2 separate regions of the Homo sapiens genome follow, and region 2 is linked to region 1. Evidence: chromatin contacts called from ENCODE Hi-C or POLR2A ChIA-PET data. All regions are on one chromosome and are shown on one strand. The core of a region is the stretch at or near the end of the contact, and the rest is flanking DNA. Distances in the headings are between cores, read along the strand shown.

What was found. Hi-C counts contacts between places; a loop is a spot of excess contacts on that map. ChIA-PET counts read pairs that join two places held with the same protein, here RNA polymerase II (POLR2A). Pooled maps may share reads with other maps.
Region 2: a loop to region 1 is called in a pooled map, with 29 times the contacts of the local background. The contact joins the promoter of KANSL1-AS1 here to the promoter of DCAKD in region 1. A Hi-C loop is called at or near these places in 1 of 168 maps with a recorded cell type or tissue (B cell) and 11 of 50 pooled maps. POLR2A ChIA-PET finds 5 or more read pairs at or near these places in 1 of 52 experiments (activated CD4-positive, alpha-beta T cell).

The regions. Positions count from the first base shown.
Region 1 is chr17:45,048,068-45,053,535 of GRCh38, forward strand. It overlaps DCAKD (dephospho-CoA kinase domain containing), which reads right to left and starts at 3,565. Exons shown (of 5, transcript NM_001288655.2): 1 at 3,294-3,565. RefSeq lists an enhancer at 1-120 and a silencer at 3,206-3,705.
Region 2 is chr17:46,191,812-46,197,627 of GRCh38, forward strand. It overlaps KANSL1-AS1 (KANSL1 antisense RNA 1), which reads left to right and starts at 1,762. Exons shown (of 2, transcript NR_034172.1): 1 at 1,762-1,927; 2 at 4,557-4,912. It overlaps KANSL1 (KAT8 regulatory NSL complex subunit 1), which reads right to left and starts at 1,618. Exons shown (of 15, transcript NM_015443.4): 1 at 1,012-1,618.

The sequences.
Region 1 (5,468 bases), core at 2,315-4,814:
TAAACCAAAGGCTTTCAGGCATAAAATGTATTATTACATGGTCAGGCACAGTATCTCATGCATATAATCCCAGCACTTTGGGAAGTCAAGGCAGGAGGATCACTTGAGGCCAGGAGTTCAAGACCAGCCTGGGCAACATAGTGAGACTCTGTCTCTACAAAAAAATGGAAAAAAAAAAAAATTAGCTGGAATCCCAGCACTCTGGGAGGCAGATCACTTGAGGCCAGGAGTTTGAGACCAGCCTGCCTGGCCAATATGGCAAAAGCCCATCTCTACTAATAATACAAAAATTAGGCCAGGCATGTTGGCTCATGCCTGTAATCCCAGCACTTTGGGAGGCCGAGGGCGGATCACGAGGTCAGGAGTTTGAGACCTGCCTGGCCAATATGGTGAAACCCCGTCTCTACTAAAAATACAAAAATAGCCAGGCATGGTGGTACATGCCCATAGTCCCAGCTACTCAGGAGGCTGAGGCAGAAGAATCGCTTGAAACCGGGAGGCAGACGTTGCAGTAAGCCGAGATCGTGCCACTGCACTCCAGCCTGGGTGACAGAGCGAGACTCCATCTCAAAGAAAAACAAAACAAAAATTAGCCAGGCGTGGTGGCATGCACCTGTAATCCCAGCTACTCAGGAGGCTGAGGCTTGAGAAGCATTTGAACCTAGGAGGTAGAGGCTGCAGTGAGCCAAGACTGCGCCACTGCACTCCAGCCTGGGTGACAGAGTGAGACAGACTCTGTCTCAAAAAGAAAGAAAGAACCATAAAAATAGCCAACCAGCAGCACAAGGGCTGTTCTGCCTATGGTGTAGCCATTCTTTATTCCATTATTTTCCTAATAATCTTGCTTTCATTTGGAAAAAAAAAATTGGCTGAGCATGGTGGCGAAAGCCTGCAGTCCCAGCTACTGGGGAAGCTAAGGTGGGAGTATTGCTTGAGCCCAAGAGGTCAAGGCTGCAGTGAGCTGTGATCCCGCCACTGCACTACAGCCTGGGTGACAGAGACCCTGTCTCAAAAAAACAAAAACTATTACATTAGAAAAAACTTCTGTGAGGAAACAAAGTGGAAATATGAGTTCAAGAAGGAAAAAGGGCCAAGCATGGTGGCTTACACCTCTAATCCCAGCACTTTTGGAGGCTGAGATGCAAGGATCACTTGAGACCAGGAGTCAGCCGGGGCAACATAGCAAGACCTCGTCTCTACTAAAAATAAAAAGAAAAATCAGCCATATGTGGTGACAGACACCCGTACTCTTAGTTACTTTGGTGGCTAAGGTGGGAGGATTGAGCTCAGCAGGTCAAGGGTGCAGTAACCAGTGACTGCCACTGCACTCCAGCTTGAGCAACAGAGCAAGATCCCATCTCGGAAAAAATAAAGGAAAAAAAGAACGATTTGAAATTTCGATGGTTAAATAAAAAGTGGTTCTTTTTTTTTTTTTCAAAAGATGAGGGAAATCAAATCAAATGGTGTATATTTAGACTTCACTGCAGGTTTAAATGAGGATTTTAACAGCTTTATTTTAAAATATCAACATTCACAATTAACCAGAACTTTTATCCTCTGTAATCTTCAAAATAAAAATGTGAAAGTTTCAATCTAAAGCTATCAATCTAAAACTGTGCCAGCAGGTAATTTTCTTTTTCTTTTCCTTTTTTTTTTTTTTTTTTTTTTTGAAACAGAGTCTTGCTCTTGTCACCCAGGCTGGAGTGCAGTGGCACGATCTCAGCTCACTGCAACCTCTGCTTCCTGAGTTCAAGTGATTCTCCTACCTCGACCTCCTGAGTAGCTGGGATTGCAGGCACCCGCCACCACACCCAGCTAATTTTTTTGTATTTTTAGTAGAGATGGAGTTTCACCATGTTGGCCAGGCTGGTCTCAAACTCCTGACCTCAGGTGATCTGCCTGCCTCAGCCTCCCAAAATACTGGGATTACCAGGCGTGAGCCACCGCGCTCGGCCTCCCAGCAGGTAATTTTTTCTTTCTTTCTTTCTTTTGAGAAGGAGTCTCACTCTCTTGCCCAGGCTGGAGTGCAGTGGCACGATCTCGGCTCACTGCAACCTCAGCCTCCCGGGTTCAAGCGATTTTTCTGCCTCAGCCTCCCGAGTAGCTGGGACTACAGGCATGCACCACCATGTCCGGCTAATTTTTTTGCATTTTTAGTTGACACGGGGGTTTCACCATGTTGACCAGGCTGGTCTCGAACTCCTAACCTCGGGTGATCCACCCTCCTCAACCTACCAAAGCGCTGGGATTACAGGCGTGAGCCACCGTGCCCGGCCCAGAGGGTAATTTTCAAAACAAAGCTAAGTTCGTGGCTTGCCTGCCTTCAGCTATCAGCCCTCTTCTTCTCTCCTTAAGGTACAGGCACCAAGAGGGGCTCGGAGACCATTTAAACGTTATTTACCAAGGGGACAGATTCAGACCTTGGTGAAGACAGACAGAGGAGGATTTGGTGGGAATTTAGGGCCCTGCTGAGACAAAAACCACCCGAACCCGTCTGTCCACTTTCTATCCATCTACCAGATCTCTAGCATTTCACCCCTTTCCCCAGGCCTATGCCAGCACTGTGCCACACCAACTCAATCTTGATTTATTCAGGTAAAATGAGCACTCTCCCTCCTGCAAAAACAAACACGTTTAAGACATAAAACATATTCAAAGGCTTCCATTTCCTCACCGTTAGAATTGAGACTTAATGTCAAAGTTCACTTGGGTAGGTTGAATCATTTTCCCACAACTAAGGGAGAGTGAAAAATCTTTGAAAACTCTGTAAGCAAACACCTGAAATGCCAACGCCTCCTTTGCGGAGCTGGGGAAGGAAGAGACGGGTGGCCGGATGGCCTCCCTCACTAGTTGGTGGGCGTGAGATCCACGCCGCCCCAGTCCCGGGGGCCTTCACTAAAACCTTAACTGGCCTCCCAGGGGAGAGGGAAGCGGAGGAGAGGGGTCTGAAAATCGGAGATGATCACTCAGCTCAACAGTAAAGCACTTTATACCCACCCTATGGGACAGATACTGTAGCTTTATTCCCATTTTTCAGATGAGCAAACTTGGGATCGGAAAGATACCCCAAGGTCACACAACTGAAGTGGCAGAAGCTAGATTCAAGAATCAATCGGCCCGCAAAGTTCTAAAGGGCAGTGGCTTTGGTCTGATCCTGAGTTTGAATCCACAATCTCCAGCCCTTTCTAGCTGTAAACCTTCCTGCGCGTCCTCAGCCGTAAAACAGAGGAAATAACACGTTGCTTGGTAGGGTTGCTGTCAAGACAATGGGCCGTGGATATAAAAGCACTTGCCTTAGTGCTGGCCGCATACGACGCGCTCAATACATCGTAACTCAGGCTTTCAAAAGAGGCCCGTACGCCCCACTAGGCCGCGAAATTGGGTCGCCCGGGGCGGTGGCAGCCCCGCGTAGCAGCCGCGGCCAGGGCCCGCCCCCTCCCCGGCGCCCGGCTGGCTCTCACCGGCCCGCGTGGCGCGCTACGTACCCAGCGCCTCCGCCGTGGCCCAGGCCTCCGCCTCTAGCCCAATCTCCGCAGCGCTTACAGGCCGGCTCAGCGGGCGAGGCGGGACCTCGGGAGCGCGCGCCTGCAGACCGGACGTCCGGCCAGCAGGCGGGGCCGGGAGAGGTTGGACGGGCGGGGCCGGGAGAGGTTGGGTGGGCGGGCGGGGCCGGGAGAGGTTGGGCGGGCGGGCGGGCGGGGCCGGGAGAGGTTGGGCGGGCGGGCGGGCGGGGCCGGGAGAGGTTGGGCGGGCGGGCGGGCGGGGCCGGGAGAGGTTGGGCGGGCGGGCGGGCGGGGCCGGGAGAGGTTGGGCGGGCGGGCGGACGCGGGAGAGGTTGGGCGGGCGGGCGGACGCGGGAGAGGTTGGGCGGGCGGGCGGACGCGGGAGAGGTTGGGCGGGCGGGCGGACGCGGGAGAGGTTGGGCGGGCGGGCGGACGCGGGAGAGGTTGGGCGGGCGGGCGGACGCGGGAGAGGTTGGGCGGGCGGGCGGACGCGGGAGAGGTTGGGCGGGAGAGGTTGGGCGGGAGGGCGGCCGGACGGACGCGGGAGAGGCCGGCGGGGAGAGCTCGGCCCCGGAGCACGGCACAGAGGTCCCCCGCAACCCCCGACCCGGAGCCATAAATTTTCCTTTCCCCGGAGCCGGGAAGGAGAGGGAGAGAGAGGAGAGGGGCAAAACTGCAGGGTCCTAACTTCGGATATAAAGCTCGGCCACTCGCTACTTGTGCAGCCTTGGCAGAGGTGATCATGAGCACTTTCCACCTGCCAGGTCCTAAGAGCACTTTGTGGGATTATCTCAGCCCGCACAGTCCGCAGGGTGGATACTATCATCATCCCCATTTTACACAACAGGAAACTATGTTTAGCGGTTAATCCATTTGCCCTCTCATACAAAGTCATGTGATTGCAGAGCCCGCATCCTGTCCATACAAGCCTAGCAAGCCACTCAGCCTCTCATCCTGTCTCCTCTCAAAGTGGGGATAATCGCAGCCGTGCAGCGTTGTTGAAAGAATACATAAAAGCCGGGCACGGTGGCTCACACCTGTAATCTCAGCACTTTGGGAGGATCACTTGAGCCCAGGAGTTCGAGACCAGCCTAAACAAGAGTGAGACTAACCCCCGATCTCTACAAAAAAAAAAAACAAAAAACAAACTAGCCAGGCATGGTGACAGTGTGGTCTCATTTACTCGGGAGGCTGAGGCAGGAGGATGGCTTGAGCCCAGGAGGTCAAGGCTGCAGAGAGCCATGATGGTACCACTGCACTCCAGCCTGGGCAACAAAACGAGACCTTGCCTCAAAAAAAATAAAGCATCTAGGCCGGGCGCTGTGGCTCACGCCTGTAATCCCAGCACTTTGGGAGGCCAAGGCGGGTGGATCACCTGAGGTCAGGAGTTTGAGACCAGCCTGGCCAACATGGCAAAATCCCGTCTCTACTAAAAATACAAAATTAGCCGGGCGTGGTGGTGAATGCCTGTAATCCCAGCTACACGGGAGGCTGAGGCAGGAGGATTGCTTGAACCCGGGAGGTGGAGGTTGCAGTGAGCCCAAGATCCGGTCACTGCACTCCAGCCTGGGAGACTACAGCAAGACTCTGTCTCCAGTTAAAAAAAAAAAAAAAAAAAAAAAAAAACTAGTTATCTAGTTATGCCTCACATATAGCAGGAAGTTGTTTTTGTTTTTTTTTTGTTTGGTTTGTTTGTTTGTTTGTTGAGACAGAGTTTCGCTCTATTGCCCAGGCTGGGGTGCAGTGGCAGGATCTTGGCTCACTGCAGCCTCTGCCTCCCAGGTTCAAGCGATTCTCCTGCCACAGCTTCCCGAGTAGCTGGGACTAGAGGTGTGCGCCACCACATCCAGCTAATTTGTTTTGCTTTTGAGATGGAGTTTTGCTCTTGTTGCCCAGGCTGGAGTGCAGTGGCATGATCTCGGCTCACTGCAACCTCTACCTCCCGGGTTCAAGCGATTCTCCTGC
Region 2 (5,816 bases), core at 512-3,011, 1.1 Mb after region 1:
ATTGTGAATGGAGGGGAGGGAGGCGAGGCTGGAGGAAGAGAGATTTCTCGGAACTTTGGGGACCGCGGCAGTCGGTCTGCCGACCCTAGGAGCACTAAACTCCAGCCCCTACGAGTTGTGCTTCTAACACCCTCAAGTACAGTTTTATTAATAAGTCACAGAAAATGCTCCAGTGACCTCCAGGATAAAGGGGGGTGGGGGGGACCGAGGAAAAGGAAAGAGAGCAATTTAAAGTGGCGCCATCATGTCACCCCTTCTCCCCTAAAGCAATCAGTAAGCAATAGTTAAGTAGCACGTTTCTCTATAAATCCACATTGGGATTCCAACATTGGAAAACGAGGATTTTTAAGTAAGACACGGGAGTAGCGCTGTTTATCGTATGGAAAACAAACTATTTGCTAAGAATCAAAAGACCGTCAGCCGGAAAACAGGCCCCCAAAAAGGCAGTTAAGATTCCAACTCACTTAAAAGCAAATAAATCCCTCTTCCTCTTTAGTTTAAAAAAAAAAAAAGTCCGCCTGAGGGAGACTACATCTGAAAACGTAAGTGACCTGAATTTACAGGCAACAAAAATAATAAATGAAACAATCAGAGTTGTGATACAAACCGTGCAACGCGCCAAGATGTGTGTTTCGAGCAGAGAAAGGCCTTTTGCAGTCAAGAGAAGTTCAAGGCGAGAGCCAGAGTTTGTTTGGGGGGTTCTTTTACGGGAATAAATCATGTTCTTCAGGCCGCCTTTTTAAATAGAACGCCAAAGGAAAAGCTGGCGAACGAGGCGGCAGCTCCTGGGGAAGGGCCCCCGCACACCCCCGCCCTTGGGGCGACTCCCAGCCCGGACCCGCAGCAGGGAAGCCCGGAGAGGCCATTTAAAGTTCCGGGGGATTTTTCTACCCTGCCCTGCCTTTCTAGTTACAACTAACAAAGAGAGAGAGAAATGGGAGCCACAGGGAGAGCGAGGAGAAGGAGAAAGGGCAGCAGGAGGAGGAGGAGAGGAGCAGCAGCAGCACCTACCACGTGATGGAGGAGCGTAGCCCGGGCGGATTCAGCCCCACAAAATGGGCGCAGTTTGCAAACAGCCCCCCGGCCTGGGCGCCGAGGGCCAGCGGCGGGCGGGGGCGCGCGACGGCGGCTCCGGCCCGGGCCCGCCGCTCTCCTCCCCCCGACGCCCGGAGCCGCCCTGACTTTCCGGGCGGGGGGGCGAGGCAGAGGGGGAGGGGAAGGCGGCGGCGGGGAGCGGCTGCTTTTTCTTCTCTTTCGGGCCCTTTCCCGGCCTTGCTCCGCACCGACGGGGCCCGAGCACGGCTGGAGACCGCAGCCCGGCCGGGAGGGCGGGCGGGCGGGGGCAGAGAGTGAAACCGCCCCCCCGCCCCGCACAAACAAGCACCGCCGTCTGCAGCCCGAACCCGCACCCAGGCCGCCACCCCCGGCCGCCTCTTTCCAGCCGGGGAGCGCGCTTCAGCCGCCCCCCGCGCCGCCGCGGCGAGACGAGTCGGCTTCGCTACGGTGCTCGGTTCTCCCGCCGGCTCGGCGAGCGGTGGCGGCGGTGGCGGCGGCACTGGGAAAATGGCGGCCGAGCTCCTTTTCCCTCCCCCCCTTTAATCTGAAGCGGAGGGAGAATGGAGCGAGCGAGCAAGCGGGCGAGCGCCGGGGACACGGGGAGGAGGGACAGCAGCGCCTCCGCCGGCTGCGGCTGCGGCGGCGAAGGGCCGCTCCACCCCGGCGCGCCGCCAGGGGGCGCCCGCCGCGCCGCCCCCGCGGGCCGCCAGGAGGCGCGGCCGCCGCCGCCTCAGTCATGGCTCCTCGCCGTGGCCGATGTTTTTGTACCTCCATCTGCGGAGGCCGCGGCGCCCGGCCCCAGCTGCCCCGGACGTGCGGCGACGGCACGCAGCACTGCGGCAGGGGGAAGCCAGCCCTCGCTGCGGCCGAGGTGAGTCTAACCTGAGGCACTGACGCCGTCACATGCCCTCCGTGCTGGGGCCGGCGGTGCGGCTCGCCAGTTGAGGGGCAGGGCGGGCCGGCGCCGCGGAGCGAGAGGACGTGAGCGAGGAACTGTTTGCACTGTGTAGTAAAGAGGGTAAGGCCGTCGGCACCACACTATTCCAAGGCTAACCCTGCAGAAAGCTCCCTGACCAGTGAAGCGGCTTCCGCCGCCCGCCCTTTGTCCCTAGCAGCCAGCCTCCGTATACTGCAGCACGGCTGGGCACTAGCCCCAGCACCGCGCTCCGCAGCCACCAGAGTTGGGCGGGGTGGGGAGGGTGCACGTAGTCACTGCGCAGGCCCCAGCCAGGGCCCGCGCCGGGCCAGCCCGGGAAGGGACAGCCGGGAGCCAGAGGGGAAGTGATGGCCCCGCCGGCGCCGGGCCCGCTGGGAACTGTAGTTTTCGTGAAGAAACACGCGTCTTGTTTTGGGTGTCATGGCTTGGCAGATCCGCCAAAACAGGCAAATGGCATTACACAATGAGTATTTATGCTTCCTGCCGCCACCAAAAGGAAGTTCACTGCCATGCTAAAAGTTTAACAAAGAACTCCATAAAGAAACACAAGTCTCACAACAAAAAGCCAACTTCCCACCTCGTTACCAGAGTTGGTTTAAAGTGGTGGCACCTTATCATTTCTCATGACCAGTTTATCAGTACAGAACTTTATATTGTCCCCAAAATAGGACCTTTAAAATAATGGAACCTTTCCTAGACTTAAAGAATTCATAAACATAATGTAATACAAAGTGTCACACAAAGTGTAATTCTACCACCCTTTAAAGTTGCCAAAAGATGAGTGGAGTATCTTGAGATTTAAAAGACTAATCTAGGATTCATCAAAACTGGCTTAAATGACTGAAGAAAAAATCGTTCAAATCATTAAATCATCAAATTCGGCAGATAAGAAGGGTATGTATGCTCTACTACCAAAAAGGAAGACGCAAAATGCTTCACACTTTTTTGTGGCTTACCAGAACCAATATCCGGCATTATACGTCACTTCTGCTTATCAAAAAACACCCTCACAGTCGTTACAGAACGGTTTTAGTCTTCCCACAAAGTTACACTAACTCACCTGCCCCTGCAACATCTGCACCTAGGTTTCTGCGAATTTCCATTTGTACTCCTAAAATCACACTCTCAAGCATAGTCATAGTTCTCAAATACCAAAGGCAGGCAGTTTGGAGTCATAGGGTCAAATTACACAAAGAATAAACTAATATTTGTATACACATCCAAAAGAGGTCTTTAGTCTTGGATTTTTAATTTACAACCCTGGGGAAAAACTTTGACTTTTTTATTGTACACACATACACACATAAATAGTAATTCCACAAAATACAGTAGAAGGGTATTGGACCAACAGATGGCGAACTAGAGCCCCAATCTGAGGCTCCTGAAATCTAAATTAGCAGAATGAAAAATACCAAATAAGGCAAAGCCCTTTGCAGCGTATACTTAAATATTAAATTCAGACACACCATAACAAAATAATCTTACTGCTGCTCCAAATTTTTAAGACTGAACTGTCAGATTTAATTAGGCAACCAAATAAGCAAGATTATATGAAATATATTTTTCTAATGGATTAGGAGAAAACTGGAAAATGCTCATTTTTAAAACCATGTATTTGGGGGAACTATAAATTCCAGTTTCCCCTTTCTCTCATTGCTTAGTGCAAGAGTCAAGAGTTCACAGGGTTTATGGCACTTAAATCAGTCAACCTGTTGTATATTCTTATCTAAAATCAGACATCTTTCTTATTAGGCATCCACTTGTACTTTTATTTTTTTGACAGGGTCCTGCTCGGTTGCCCAGGCTAGAGTGCAGTGGTGCAATCAAACTCACTGCAGCCTCCCAGGCTCAGGCGATCCTACCTCAGCCTCTTGAGTAGCTGGCACTACAGGCATATGCCACCATGCCCAGCTGTTATTTTTTTCACTCCTTTTTGTTTTGGTAGATACAGAGTCTCCCTATGTTGCCCAGGCTGGTCTCGAACTCCTGGACTCGAGTGCTGGCATTACAGGCATGAGCCACCACACAAAAATCTTATGAAGAGAAACAAATTTTCTTAAATTTCCCCCCAAAAAATAGTGGATGTCCAAAAGGCTGATTGAAAACACCTACATACAAAATAAAACAAACAAACAAAAAAAGATTTAAAGAAAAAGGCCTGGTGCAGCAGCTCACTCCTGTAATCCCAGCACTTTGGGAGGGTGAGGTGGGAGGATCACTTGAGCTCCGGAGTTAGAGACCAGCCTGGGCAACAGAGTGAGACCCTATCTCTACAAACAAAATTTTAAATTAGCCAAGTGTGGTAGCATGTGCTTACAGTCCCAGCTACTCCAGAAGCTGAGGGGATTGCTTGAGCCTGGGAGGTCAAGGCTGCAGTGAGTCATGATCATGCCATTGTAGTCCAACCTGGGCAACAGAGCGAGACCATCTCAAAATGAAAAGTGATAAAAAAATAAAAACACCAACATATTTCAAATCACTCTTGGAATAGTCATGTTGACTCTCCAATATCCACTCTATTCTGATTAGTTTTAACCCATTCTCTTTGCCAATGATTGGTTAGGAATGGCCATGAGATGTGAGTAGAAGCCCCCTGGACAGCCTCCAAAAGAGAACTGTGAGAAAAGGTTCTTCAATCCTAAAAATGATGGAGGAAAAAACAGTCCCTCTTCCTCAGACAGTGACACCTCAAACTGCTACAGTCACCTTTGCAGCAAGCCTGAAGATGCCACCAACATCAAAGGGAATAGAGAGTTGGTCCTTGGTGATAGCATTAAGCCACTGTATCAACCAATCCTGACAATTTGTATGACTTCTGGATTTCCAGCCACATTACAACAATGTAACAATAAACATTTATTAATTGCTTAAGCCAATTTGAGTTAGGTTCCTTATATAATAAATGAAGTCAAAAAACAATGATTGAGTTCTAATGTTTTTTAGTATTTGTATCTTACTTTATGATTACAGTATTTTATATAACTAATCTTATTATTTCTTCCTCAGAAAAGACATTCCATGGCCAGGCATGGTGGCTCACACCTATAATCCCAGCACTTTGAGAGGCCAATGTGAGAGTATTGCTTGAGCCCAGGAGTTTGAGAACAGCCCAGGGAAAACAGCAAAACTTCATCTCTTCAAAAAATAAATAATAAAAAAATTTAGCCGGGGGTGGTGGCATACACCTGTAGTCCAAGCTACTCAGAGGCTCAGGCAGGAGGATCACTTGAGCCCAGGAGGTCAAGGCTGCAGTGAACCATGATCACGCCACTGCAAACCAGCCTGGGCAACAGAGCAACACCCCGTCTCCAAAAAAAGAAAAAGAAAGGAAGGGAGGAAGGAAAGAAAGAAAAAAGGAAAAGGTGTTCCCTCTTACACACAGCTCTGTATCCATCCATCTTTGTCTGTGTTCTCTCTACCTAGAAAAAGAGGACCATCCCTCATTACCACCATTCCTTGTTAATTCCTCTCTCCAATCCACCTACAACTCATGTTATCCTCTTATATTCCACCACACCACTGTTATCGTCTACTCACTTCACTTGACAATAATGTAGGCTGGGCGTGGTGGCTCATGCCTGTAATCCCAGCACTCTGGAAGGCCAAGGCAGGCAGATCACCTGAGGCCAGGAATTCGAGACCAGCCTGGCCAACATGGTGAAACCCCGCCTCTACTAAAAATACAAAAAGTAGCCAAGCATGGTGGTGCACGCCTGTAGTTCCAGCTACTCGGGAGGCTGAGGCATGAGAATCACTTGAGCCCGGAAGGCAGAGGTTGCAGTGAGCCAAGATCACACCACTGCACTCCAGCCTACGCGACAGA